Regions from separate parts of the Mus musculus genome. Here region 1 is linked to region 2. A link is a contact called in ENCODE Hi-C or POLR2A ChIA-PET data. All regions are on one chromosome and are shown on one strand. The core of a region is the stretch at or near the end of the contact, and the rest is flanking DNA. Distances in the headings are between cores, read along the strand shown. Region 1 overlaps Foxn3 (forkhead box N3). Region 2 holds the start of 3300002A11Rik (RIKEN cDNA 3300002A11 gene).

The links. A loop is a pair of places that touch in the nucleus more often than their neighbours do. ChIA-PET counts read pairs that join two places held with the same protein, here RNA polymerase II (POLR2A).
Region 1: a loop to region 2 is called in a map of gastrocnemius, with 2.3 times the contacts of the local background. The contact joins the enhancer-like site here to the promoter of 3300002A11Rik in region 2. A Hi-C loop is called at or near these places in 3 of 37 maps with a recorded cell type or tissue (gastrocnemius and heart). POLR2A ChIA-PET finds 5 or more read pairs at or near these places in 4 of 5 experiments (Patski and embryonic stem cell).

Annotation. Positions count from the first base shown.
Region 1 is chr12:99,372,354-99,378,033 of GRCm38, forward strand. All of the region lies in intron 2 of Foxn3 (forkhead box N3), which reads right to left. Among named protein-coding and RNA genes, the nearest start is that of Gm51999, 17 kb to the right of the region's middle. Within about 2 kb of position 2,164, at least 2 of the 3 ENCODE cell types and tissues checked have a DNase peak (open chromatin) inside an H3K27ac peak, as active enhancers do; they include gastrocnemius, where a contact is called at or near this core.
Region 2 is chr12:99,338,994-99,344,408 of GRCm38, forward strand. 3300002A11Rik (RIKEN cDNA 3300002A11 gene) reads left to right here and starts at 2,038. Exons shown (of 3, transcript NR_166805.1): 1 at 2,038-2,232. It overlaps Foxn3 (forkhead box N3), which reads right to left. Exons shown (of 6, transcript NM_183186.2): 3 at 2,429-2,541. RefSeq lists an enhancer at 1-2,278.

The sequences.
Region 1 (5,680 bases), core at 914-3,413, 33 kb after region 2:
TGATGACAACCTCTGGCTTCTACACACACACACACACACACACACACACAGAGAGAGAGAGAGAGAGAGAGAGAGAGAGAGAGAGAGAGAGAGAGAGGGAGAGGGAGAGAGAGAGAGAGAGAATATGCCCAACTCCCATACAACAGCTCAGAGGTTCTTATTAAGTTCATGAAATCTGTTATTCTAAGAGCCGGCGATCTGAGACATACTGCAGGACACATCACTCCAGGCAATAGAGAGCAAAAAGGGCTGTGTGCTGACCTGGCCTGGTGGCTCTGTGATGAGTACCAGGGGAGACAGGAAAGAGTAGGTAGGTAACTCAAAAGCAAGAGATGAAGGATAGTGTGCTAGGAAGGAGGAGATGGAGAGTCACTCAGGGGCAGAAGCAAAGGAGCTCACTGAGTCACCAGGTGTGGGGCTGAAGACAGGAGTGTCCAGAGCCACCCAAAGCATCCCACCAGAACCCAGCTTACATACTTTGTGTCCTCCAATGCCCTCAGCACAAACCCTGCATCAATTAAGACCTCAGTATCTGTGGTTGAATCCCAAAGAACAAGAGGGTCACTACCCCTGTAGTCCTATACCCCTGAACCTCCAACCACCAAACCCTGAGGATGGAGCTGAGAGGGGGTTCATTCCATTGCTCCATAAGTCATGAAATAACAGAATGGTCAGCAGGATTCAAACCAACAGGACAAATCCACCATCAATCAAAACAAGAACCATTAAGTAAATATAAGAAGAAAGCATTTAAAATAAGAACCCAGCATCTGAAGACCTTTCCTTGTTTAAATAGAAATCTGGTCCATACGCTCAGCCCAAAACATGATATCTCCATCAAATCCCCTCCCAAGCTCAGGGAACCCTGTAGAAGAGGAGGTGAGGCTCTAATTCCTCTGTGTGAAAAGCCTGCTCTATATATTATGGTTTCCAGATTGGTGTTCTTGTGAGACTCCTCAATGTGTGAATGAGTGGGTCTGTGTTTCTTGTGCCTTCTCTTGGGCCCTCTTCCTTCTGTTCACTTGCTTTGTCCAATTCCAATGTGTTTGTTCTTGTTTTATCTTATTACATTATATTTTATTATTATCCCTTGGAGGTCTATGTGTTTTCTACTGAGAGATAAAAGGGGGCGGGTCCAGATAGGAAGGGAGGTGGGGGAGGGGAGAGGGGAGGGGAGGGGAGGGGAGGGGAGGGGAGGGGAGGAATGGAATCTGGCCCAGGTCAGTGAACCCTATGGATAGCACTGAGTATCAGCTATGGTCTTTCTCTCCATGAATTTCTAGGCAACAAAAATTCTTCCTATAGTAGACACAGGAAGCTAAGGCACATGGAGACTGCACTCAGGAACAACTACTGGCTCCCTACCGCCTTCAGGACACTACAAGCTTTGAGCCAGGTCCCCAGCCCAACTGCTTTCAGGACAGAGTCCTAGCCCCTCAGCACAGCATGCAAGAAGGTGCGGTATACCTTGGCCCCTTTCCCAAACCCCCTTGTCTCTCCCAGCCACAGGAACCATCTGCCTCCATACTGAAGAAAGTCTCAGAAGGTAGCCCAGACTCTCAGCAAGTCTCCGATGCTCTCTGAGCCTCTAATTCCACCGTGTAAAAAGCCTGTGCTATCTAATTTACAGTTGTTGTGAAGCCGTAAGACCCTGAATACAAATGGTTCTCACCATTCCACAGAGCCCCAGCAGACCCCTGTGGAAAGTTCTGATCCCAATTTTCACACTCAGTGTCATTTCCACCTCTGCGTCACAGCCATCGCTGGTGGCCTGCAGCGCCCTCCTTCTGACAGCTGCTAATGCAATCCTTTCTTCTCCTCAGGCCCCTCCAGTGGCACTGCTATCCAGGATGGGCCATTTGCGCCGCCAAAGCTTCAACCCATGTAACTCTGGCCACTGGCCAACCCCTTGGCAATCACCCAGTGCCTTCCTGGTCTGTTTTAATTCTCACCCAGTCTTGACTACCGGAGTTCTGTGAAGTTTTTGTATCACTAGTCCCTGGGATGGAATAATCTATCACATTTCTCCCCATTTTGAAAGACAGTACGGTGACATGGCTGGTACACGGTGGTGGATTGCTCAATCCCTCGATCTGGAAAACCAGGACAATGTGTGTTAGACAGCTGGCATTCATTCCTGCCTACATCAGGGGCCTTGAGTTCGCTCAACCCCGTGACCATAGGCCATTTGAGGACAGCTGGCAGGAAGGAGGAGACACCAAAGAACGCTGGGGTTGTTGTGGGGCAGCCACTGCAGGTCTACGGGAGTGAGAGAAAGGTGAAAACTTCGCAGGCATGCAACACAGACTCCTTTCCGTATGCTCTGATACCCTCCACTGACAAAAGCAATTAGGAGAACGATAGGTGTCACTTCACAATTCCAGGTCACAGTTCACCATCCCAGGGAAGTCAAGTGGCAGGAGCTTGAAGCATCTTGTCACATCCAGTCAAGAGCACTGAGAGAATGCTTAGTGCTCAGCTAGCTCTCTCCCTTTTATCTAGCCAAGGAATTCTAAGCCTAGGGAATGGTGCCACCCATAGTGGGTAAGCATAATCAATAGAGTTCCTACACATGCCCATGGGAAAACCTGATCCAGAGAGTCTCCCACTAAGACTCTGTTTCCAGGTGAGCCTCAGTCCTGTCAGACTGACTGTTAGATCTAACCATCACTACATTGTAAAGAAGCAGAAGGGGTTCCTGCGACACTCCTAAAGTTGCCCAGTGTGCTGATATCCATCACCTCCAACAGCCCAGCACTAACTCCTCAAAAGTGAGTGTTGGACTGTTTGCTTGCTTGCTTTGGAAATGAGGTCCTACTGTGTAACCCAAACTGGTGCCTCTAGAATTTAAGGATGACAACCAGACGTGTGTCACCATGTCAAGGCTTCTGATGTTTTTATTTTCAGTAATAAAATGGTTTCTGAGGATGGGAAACAGAAATATTTCATTACGAGGGTATTTTAAGGTTAGGGCTCACTCTATAGAGCCCCAGAGAGACAGCCTTCCCAACAGCGATCCTAAATTCTCAGCCATGTCCCTGTTCTGCCCAGGGCTGAACACCTGACTCATCTGGAATGACGATGACAAGCATGCCACACAAGGATGAGGGTGGGCGCCTGCTTACTGGACACTGGGTCTAGATCACTCTCATCACAGACACAGATACACACATTCCAGTACAGCAAGACACGGGTGGGGAGTTGGCAGACATTGAGAGCCATGTGGAAGAAACCATGAAGCCAGACCAGATACCCAGAGAAGAGCAGTGCTCAGTGTCCACGTGGTCTCAGAAGGACAGGACCAGTTCCAGGCACAGCGGACCTGAGGTGAGCTGTGTTGCTCCTGGGCTCTGGCCTATTGGACTGCTTATTACATCCCTAAGATAGATGTTCTTTTACTTAAGCCAACCGAGGTGGCTTTCTTTTCCTTGTAACCAAATATTCTCTGACTATAGCATTTTGTCAAACCAAACAAAACCACTCCTCTAGGAAAACCCTCTTATAATCTATTTCAACTGACAGCAACTATTTTTGTCTGATTTATTACCACTGAGCGCCCTTCCTCTGGAAGGGGGAAGGGCTGCGATCTCTCTTAAAGCTAGGCTAGTTTTACACCAGCAGGGCCAGCCTGTGTGTGTAGCCCTTCATAATGCATTTGAACTAGTTTGGTCAGCTTACCAGGAAAGCAAGGGAGCCACCACATCAGTATCTCTGTTGCTAAGGCAACTGCTTACTTTCCATATCAACTGCACACTCGTTGCTATGGAGACGCACATACAAAAAAAAAAAAAAAAAAAAAAAAAAAAGTCCTTCTCTGGCCAGGGACCAGATGGCAGAGAACTCACCGAAGTCTTGGGGTAGGGGACTTTGCTAAATAGGATGCTAAACGGATGTGTCCTGGAGTGCACTTTCTCTCATCACATAGGAGATGCAGAGCTACTCCAAACACATTTAGGATTTGCATCCTTATTGCAGAAAGCAAAGAGCTAAAACAGAGATCGGACTTCTTTCTGACTGAGAGGTAATCCAGGAACTCTTGGTTCCGTTCCCTGTGCACTTCTTAGTTATTCCATTGCCTCTGCATTGCCTAACTTACACCTGGACCCTGACTTTCACCGAGCTTCATGTTCATACAGCAAACATTCAACTTGAAGGCTCTACTTAGATAGTTTAACGGTAGCTCAAAAAAGAGACAGGCAGACAGACAGAAGACAGACAGACAAAAACATTGAGGCTCGGCATGGTAATACAAACCTTTAATCTCAGCACTCGGGATGCTGAGGCAGGTGGATTTCTGTGAATCGGAGACTAGCTAGGGTTACATAGTGAGACCCTGTTTCTAACAAAAAAACCCTATCTCAAACTGAACACTAACAAATTCCTACCCTACCTCTCCACCCAAATGTGCCCACGTACCTGCACCCACAGACTGCGATCTTGAAGCACGCCAGAGTAACCGTCACCACTCAAAGGCCAATACTCTGCTCCTGTCCCTTTAAATGTCCAATTCTGCTTCTATAGATTTCCTGAAGCCTTCTTGCTGCTCTTTGGACATTCGCAACCATTACCACCTCAGAGCCTTCGCAGGGCTTTGTCTTGCTGTCCAAGGCGCGCCCAGCCAGTTCCTCTGAAGAGCCTCTTGAACTCACCGCCCTCCTGTTCCCTTCTACTGCATCTCCTCCCTCTAACTTTCTTCACCGCACCCATCACTACCTGCCCGGCCCACGTAATGAAGTGCTGTTTAGCTCATCTTCCACCCCCCATCCTTAGGACAGTCTAGATCACCCAGTGTCTGACAGGTACGGCCTTTGTGAACTGTTCGTTGTTAAATGAAGGGAGGCTACTTTTTTCTGCAAATAAGAGTTAATTTTTACTTTGCAAACTCCGTGTTCCTTGAGGTCTTCCGAGCTCAGCACAAACACTATCTATCGCCTTACATGACATCATCCACAGCTGACTCACCCAGCATCCCGGGACTTACACCAGCATCCCGGGACTTACACCAGCAGTGTTGGGGGAGCCAGGGGGGTGGGGGGGGGGGGGTTACGTCCTGGCTCTGTGCCAGGCAGCTTGGAGTCAGTGTTCACATGATTTGACCTTTCTTTCTAAGACAGCATATACAAAGGTTCTGCTTCCTGAGTGTCTTCAAGCTAATGACATTAGTTGAATCACTTATAGGTCTTGTCCCAGAGGACAGGCACAGCCTTCCAAGAGACACTTCAAAGAGATCCTGTAAGTGGAGGGGAACCCTGGACTAGAGCCCCTAGGGTCCAGAGGAGACCTGGAACACCCTAGGAGCTGTAAGGGGAAAGATGTGGGAGCAGCCAGCTCTGCCAGTATTTACTGCCTCCTGCTGAGTTCAAGGCACAGGTACTCAAACAAGCCCAGGCGGGAGACCTAGCTCAAAATCAAAGGCTCTGTTCCTGGAACTGCTGGGAATCTTACAAAGCAAACCATCAAGTTATTATTAAAAGAACAACTTTAGGCACGACTATCTTCAACGATATACTTTCTTGCTTTTCTCTTATCCATCTTGGCACACACTCTATCTTTACCTCTACCAAGCTACTGCTTTTGAAGATAGTCAATGCAATTTAACCAGAATATCTTGAAGTAAAACTTCAACTGGACTATTTTAAAGAAAGACTACATTGGTGACTTTAAGCTGTCCCCACTGTTG
Region 2 (5,415 bases), core at 788-3,287:
TGACAAGGACCCCTTGAGTCACAGTAGACCTGGCCAGATCAGGTTAACTCAGCATTTTGGTATCTGTTTATGGCTGGCTGTTCCACTTCCGGCCTCCTGGAATTACATCACCAAGTGGCCTGGTACAGAGAAATTCTTCACCAGTTTCGGTGTGAGCTCTCACACCATAGGCTGGCTTCTCAAGCAAACCCTTTCCAAGGCATGGAGAGAGCACCGTGCTCTCTGGATTCAAATCATGAAGATGTGGGCTGGAATCGCCTCACTAGTGATCTGATGGACTTGACATCTAAGCACCTTGATATGGAAGGAGCTGGTTAACTGCAAGGGACAGAACTGGATCTGAAGTGGTCATCTGGAAATCATTTACTGTAAAAGCCCTAGTTCATCTGCATTTTCATGCCCGTGCTAAGACTCTAGAGAAGTCATTAGGTTACAGCCAGCTCACAATACCTCTGGCCTGTGTGTATTCTACTTGCTACCCCCAGAGTTCTATTATAATCCTTCAAATTATTAAATAATTGCAGTGTTTCCCTGGGGGTCACATTTGGCAACAAGGCACTGGCCTAAATGAACCAATGACACGACCCAGTGAATAACACTTACATTTTTAACTTGCTAGAAGCAAACGGGTGTGACATACTTCTAAGGGAGAAACTAGAGAAACTAGTGGGGTGGGCTTGGAAACTGAATATCGACAGTATTGCAATAATTAGTGCCAGGCTCCCCACCAACCCCATAAAAAAGCAACTCTCTAACCCCAATCCCAGCTTCTATTTCAGGAATGGCTACCATCACAAGAAGAGAGGCAGGCATATGGCTCTCCCCTTCTGGACATTCCTACAATGTAGGCTAGGCTGCTCTGGAAAATCCCATCTCTTCCTCCTACAGCTATATGACCTCGAGTTGTCATTTCAAATAAAGTATGCTTCCACTGATTTTTATGAACACAGACAAAAGCAGCTACAACCTTCCTTCCCCCAGCCCCCCAAAAATACCCTTGCGAACCAACTGTAGTTGCTATGTAGGGTTATTTGTTTCTAAGGCAACAGCTTATGTCTAAGTACTAATGGCCTGTCCTTTTGCCAGGCAACAAACAGCCTTGTGATGCAAGTGCACCTGTCTCAGCTACGCGTTACTATGGAGACACTCCAGTTACTATGGCTACCATCACGCTAATCGCCTAGCAAAGGCAGACATACAGCAGTCTTCTCATAGAGCCCAGCTGCTTCTCCCGTCTCTTGCCGGAGACTGATTGTCTAGGGTCTGTGATGGAACGCACAAGAACTTCATTAATGCCACGTTGGAAGGCTCACTCTGTGTGCCCTCCTGCAGAATAAACATCAGAACAGAAAAATCTGCAAGTGGACTGTAAAATTCCCCAGCCTTCTGACACCGGGCCATTCCCAATTAACATAAATGTCTACTCCACTGGCAGTTTCTCTTAACCAGTTAACAAAGGAAATGCTGCTACATGCCTTCTAGAACTTCTTGGTAGGGGACTGGAAAGATGGTTTAGTGATCTAAGAGCACCGGCTGCTCCTCCAGAGGATCCAGGTTCAATTCCTAGCACTGACACAGTGGCTCAAATCGCCTGTAATTCCAGTTCCAGGGGATGCAATGCCCTCTTCTGGCCTCCACAGTCACCAAGCATTCAAATGCTACACAGACATAAATGAAAGTGAAACAGCTGTACACTTAAATAAAGTAATTTTCAAACTTTCTTAGTGGGCCTGATGACAAGCACCGTGAAGAGCTAAGACTCCATCCACAGGTTGAAATCCGGCTCTTTGTTCTGTAAGGCCCTTTCTTCTAACTTAGCACTGACATGCTTTTTAAACTGTGACAATCTACCTAACACCCCTCCCATTGTATATTTGTAAAAATGCACTCATGACCTCAGTCTCATGACAGCCAGACACGTGAGGAGGGAAAGTGGCCATGGTTCTCAAGACAAACACTTAGTAACCACAACAAACCCATCACTCAGGAGCCTGTCGACATGGAAACCGGATGACAACAACCGAGCCTGCCTTCTTTCCACATCTCTAGAGGCAGGCCATGGGAAGGTGGAATCACCTGTGTGCCTCACCGCTCTTATTCCAACAAAGCGTGACCCGCAGAGATAGAAAAGCTGTCCACTTTCCTCTGTAACCGATTCTACCCAGGAAGACGCTATTTACCTACCAGGAGCCCTTCCGGAGCCACACCCGCTCAGTCGGAGCTACAGAAGCGGTAAGCTTCCCAGGAAATGCATAGCCAATGGATGTGCCTCCTCATCAGACTTAATTCTTTTTCCCATTAGTCTGTAGTTATTTTTAAAACATTCATACGGCCTACTAAATTAGTTTTAGAGACTGTCTCTGCTAAAATAACAAAATTCCAGGAGACTTTAAGAAAACAAAAACCCCCGATAGTGCGAGTCACTTACCTTTGATAAGCCTGAGGAGTAGGAGGTGGGTGGTAAGGTGTCTTTTTCAGAGCCTGAATTAGATTTTGTCTATACTCTGGGTCGATGCACCACAATGACCCTTTCCCAATACTCTGCAAAGAAAAATTAAAATGAAAACATATTAATACAGTACAGAGAATTTTGTGGTAGGCAAATACAGGGCTATATTGTAGTTATTCTCCAAAGTTTCCTGTTCATTTGCTAATGATTTCTCAGGCTGACAACAGGACACCATTAAATGCTCTCTGCTCCTCTTTGCCCCGAGTAGATGAGGTCAGATGAACATGTAGCTACCAGATTATGTTGATGCAATAACATGACTGTCAAATCTGAACTACCCCCAACCCAAAATCCCTTATTTCTCAGTATGAATCTGGAGGAATATTCAGACTCGTCCAGAAGTCTCTAACTTGGCTGACGTTCATGGGCGCTGAGAAGACCTTTCGAAGCTCCATCTCTGCTCTAAAAACCCCAGCTGTTTTAAACCACATTATCTTGGCACGATCTTACAAAAATGGAAACGTAATCCACTCATTGTTTTTGGTATCCCGTCCCCCTTGCTCACAAAAGAACATTTATGCTTGGAATGGAATTTATAATTACCTTCCCCTCAGAAACAAAAGACCTGGCAACAATAGCAAACCTAAGCCAGAATTCAAAGTATTTTTTATTTTTATGGGGGGGGGGTGTCCTTCAGTTCACAGCAATCTGCTCTTGTCTCTAGGAATCTTTAGAAGAGGTCACACTTTAAAAGTGTAAATTGGCTAAAACTGTTCCCTGGGGGGAAGGGGGCAGCTTTCCCTGAAGGCCACTTTTGGGCTGGCTGGAGGCAATTGGTCTGAGATCAGCTTTAACAGTGGGTGGGGGTGGGGAACAGCTGCTCTCGCCTGCCCTGCTTTCAACTGGGTCAGTGTACCCAAACCATTTGAGAAGGTCAACAGTAAATATTTACGGATTTGGAACGAAAAGAAGCTAAATGACCTAGTCCCACCCCACCCATGCTTCCTTTGTAATTTCCCTCACTCTCCTCTACAAAGCCTGGTGGTGTCTTCCAACATTGAGAAAAGCAAACATGAAAACCTTTAAACTAACACAGAGAGGCAGCAAATTACAAGGAGATCACATGGAAGGACCACTAAATCTAAGCCATTCCAAAAAAAAAAAATCTTTGAAGAATTTTCCTAGTCTGCATTTCAGTTATCACGTCACCAAGTAGTGTTCTTACAAGCCTTGTGTGTTCACAGCACTCGTAAATAGTTCTCAAGCCTGTGTAACAGCAGCAGGACACCTAGAATGAACCATTCCCAGTGTTCTGGGGTCAGGGCAGTCCTACAAAGTCATTCATGGTCAAAGGCCATACCCAGAACCATGCCGGTCACCTGGTCCCTGGTCCCAGAGCATCTATGCTGAAGATATATCTGTAGGGTTTAATGATCTGGGCAGTCAAAGATCTCAAAGTCATTTATTTCCTTTCCTGTACATGTTTTTAAGTCTGGCATAGTTTGCAGGGTTTGACCAGACTTTCCAAGTAAAGCAGGTTCTACACCCTCTATCTCTTCCTGTGGAGTATGATGCATGGTGTACTTTAAAAAGGTAAGGTGTGGGCAGAGCCGGGAAGACAGTGAGTTACCACACTGAAGTAAAAGAAGCCATCAAAGCACCCACCAAGCTGCAGGTGGGAGGGCTGGCCTGACCTTCTTCATCCAAGGCTCTCAGTTGAGCCCTGAGCCAGGAGACCAGTGCACAGCATGTCCTAAGCTGCAGGGAAGACCATAGCCAAGATGCAATAGAAACACTTCTGCCAGGAGATGGCCCCAGCAGCAGGCGCCTAACTAGGGGCCTTTGTTTTCATCAACATGGCTGTCAAGGAGGCAGGTGGATTTCTGAGTTTGAGGCCAGCCTGGTCTACAGAGTGAGTTCCGGGGACAGCCAGGGCTACACAGAGAAACCCTGTCTCAAAAACAAAACAAAACAAAACAAAACAAAACAAAACAAAACAAAGATAGCTGTCAAGGCAGGGCAGGTTTCATCTTTCACCCACCTGGAACCCCCCCCCCCCAACAAAGCAATCAGGGCCCAACCAGCCTTCCTGGGTGAGCAACTGTAAGCCAAGAATGCGCTCCTCCCAACCCCAACTCAAGTATCCTGTTTATAATGCTGTAATGTTATTTAGAGTGGATAGAATAAAGCCCTGACTGTGCACAATAGTTCCCCAGTAAGAGATCCAGCTGCTGAGTGGAAGGGTGGAGAACCAGAATGGGAAGTCTGGAGCCATCCATGGTGCCGGAGAAAGTCATGGCTCCCTCACTGGTGAGAGACAGGCAAATGGCCCAGGGATGGTGTGTTATGAAACCCTAACATGGTGGCCATGCCCGCATGTATCACTGAAGAGATCTTAAGAAAGAGGACATACCTGCCTAGACGTGCTCCATAACCTCACATCTGATGGAGTTTTGACTCCAGCAGAGGCAGGAGAGGGGTTCTTGCACACTGAAGGGTTTAACATGGCCACTGCTCACGTGCTGGATAGGTTGGTGAGATCTTTTGGTATTCTAGTCTAACCCTGCCCCCCCCCCCTTCCCCGGTGTCTCTCTCCGCTTCCCGTGCACCCTCCCGTGCACCCTACACACCAGTTCTGGCCATAGTAACTTCTTTACTCGGGCATGGCCACCATGTTAGGGTTTCATAACACACCACTGACAACCACCCAGCTCCTAGCATTTTCCTGTTGCCTAGGTCTTGCTATCATGATCGTTGAACCTATGTTTCTGAGTTTGGTCAGAACGTGTGGCTTTGTGTTAATGAGCACAAGGTCATTATCAACCTCACACTTTGGATCCAGAGAAACGTATTGTGCCCTGACCCCACAGAGGTCTGGGGTTGCTGGTTCTTTGTCTGGGGGGAGTTTCTATTGTTTTTCTCACCAGACAGGTGCTGACGATACACTGTGTTTTAGTGTTAGCCTA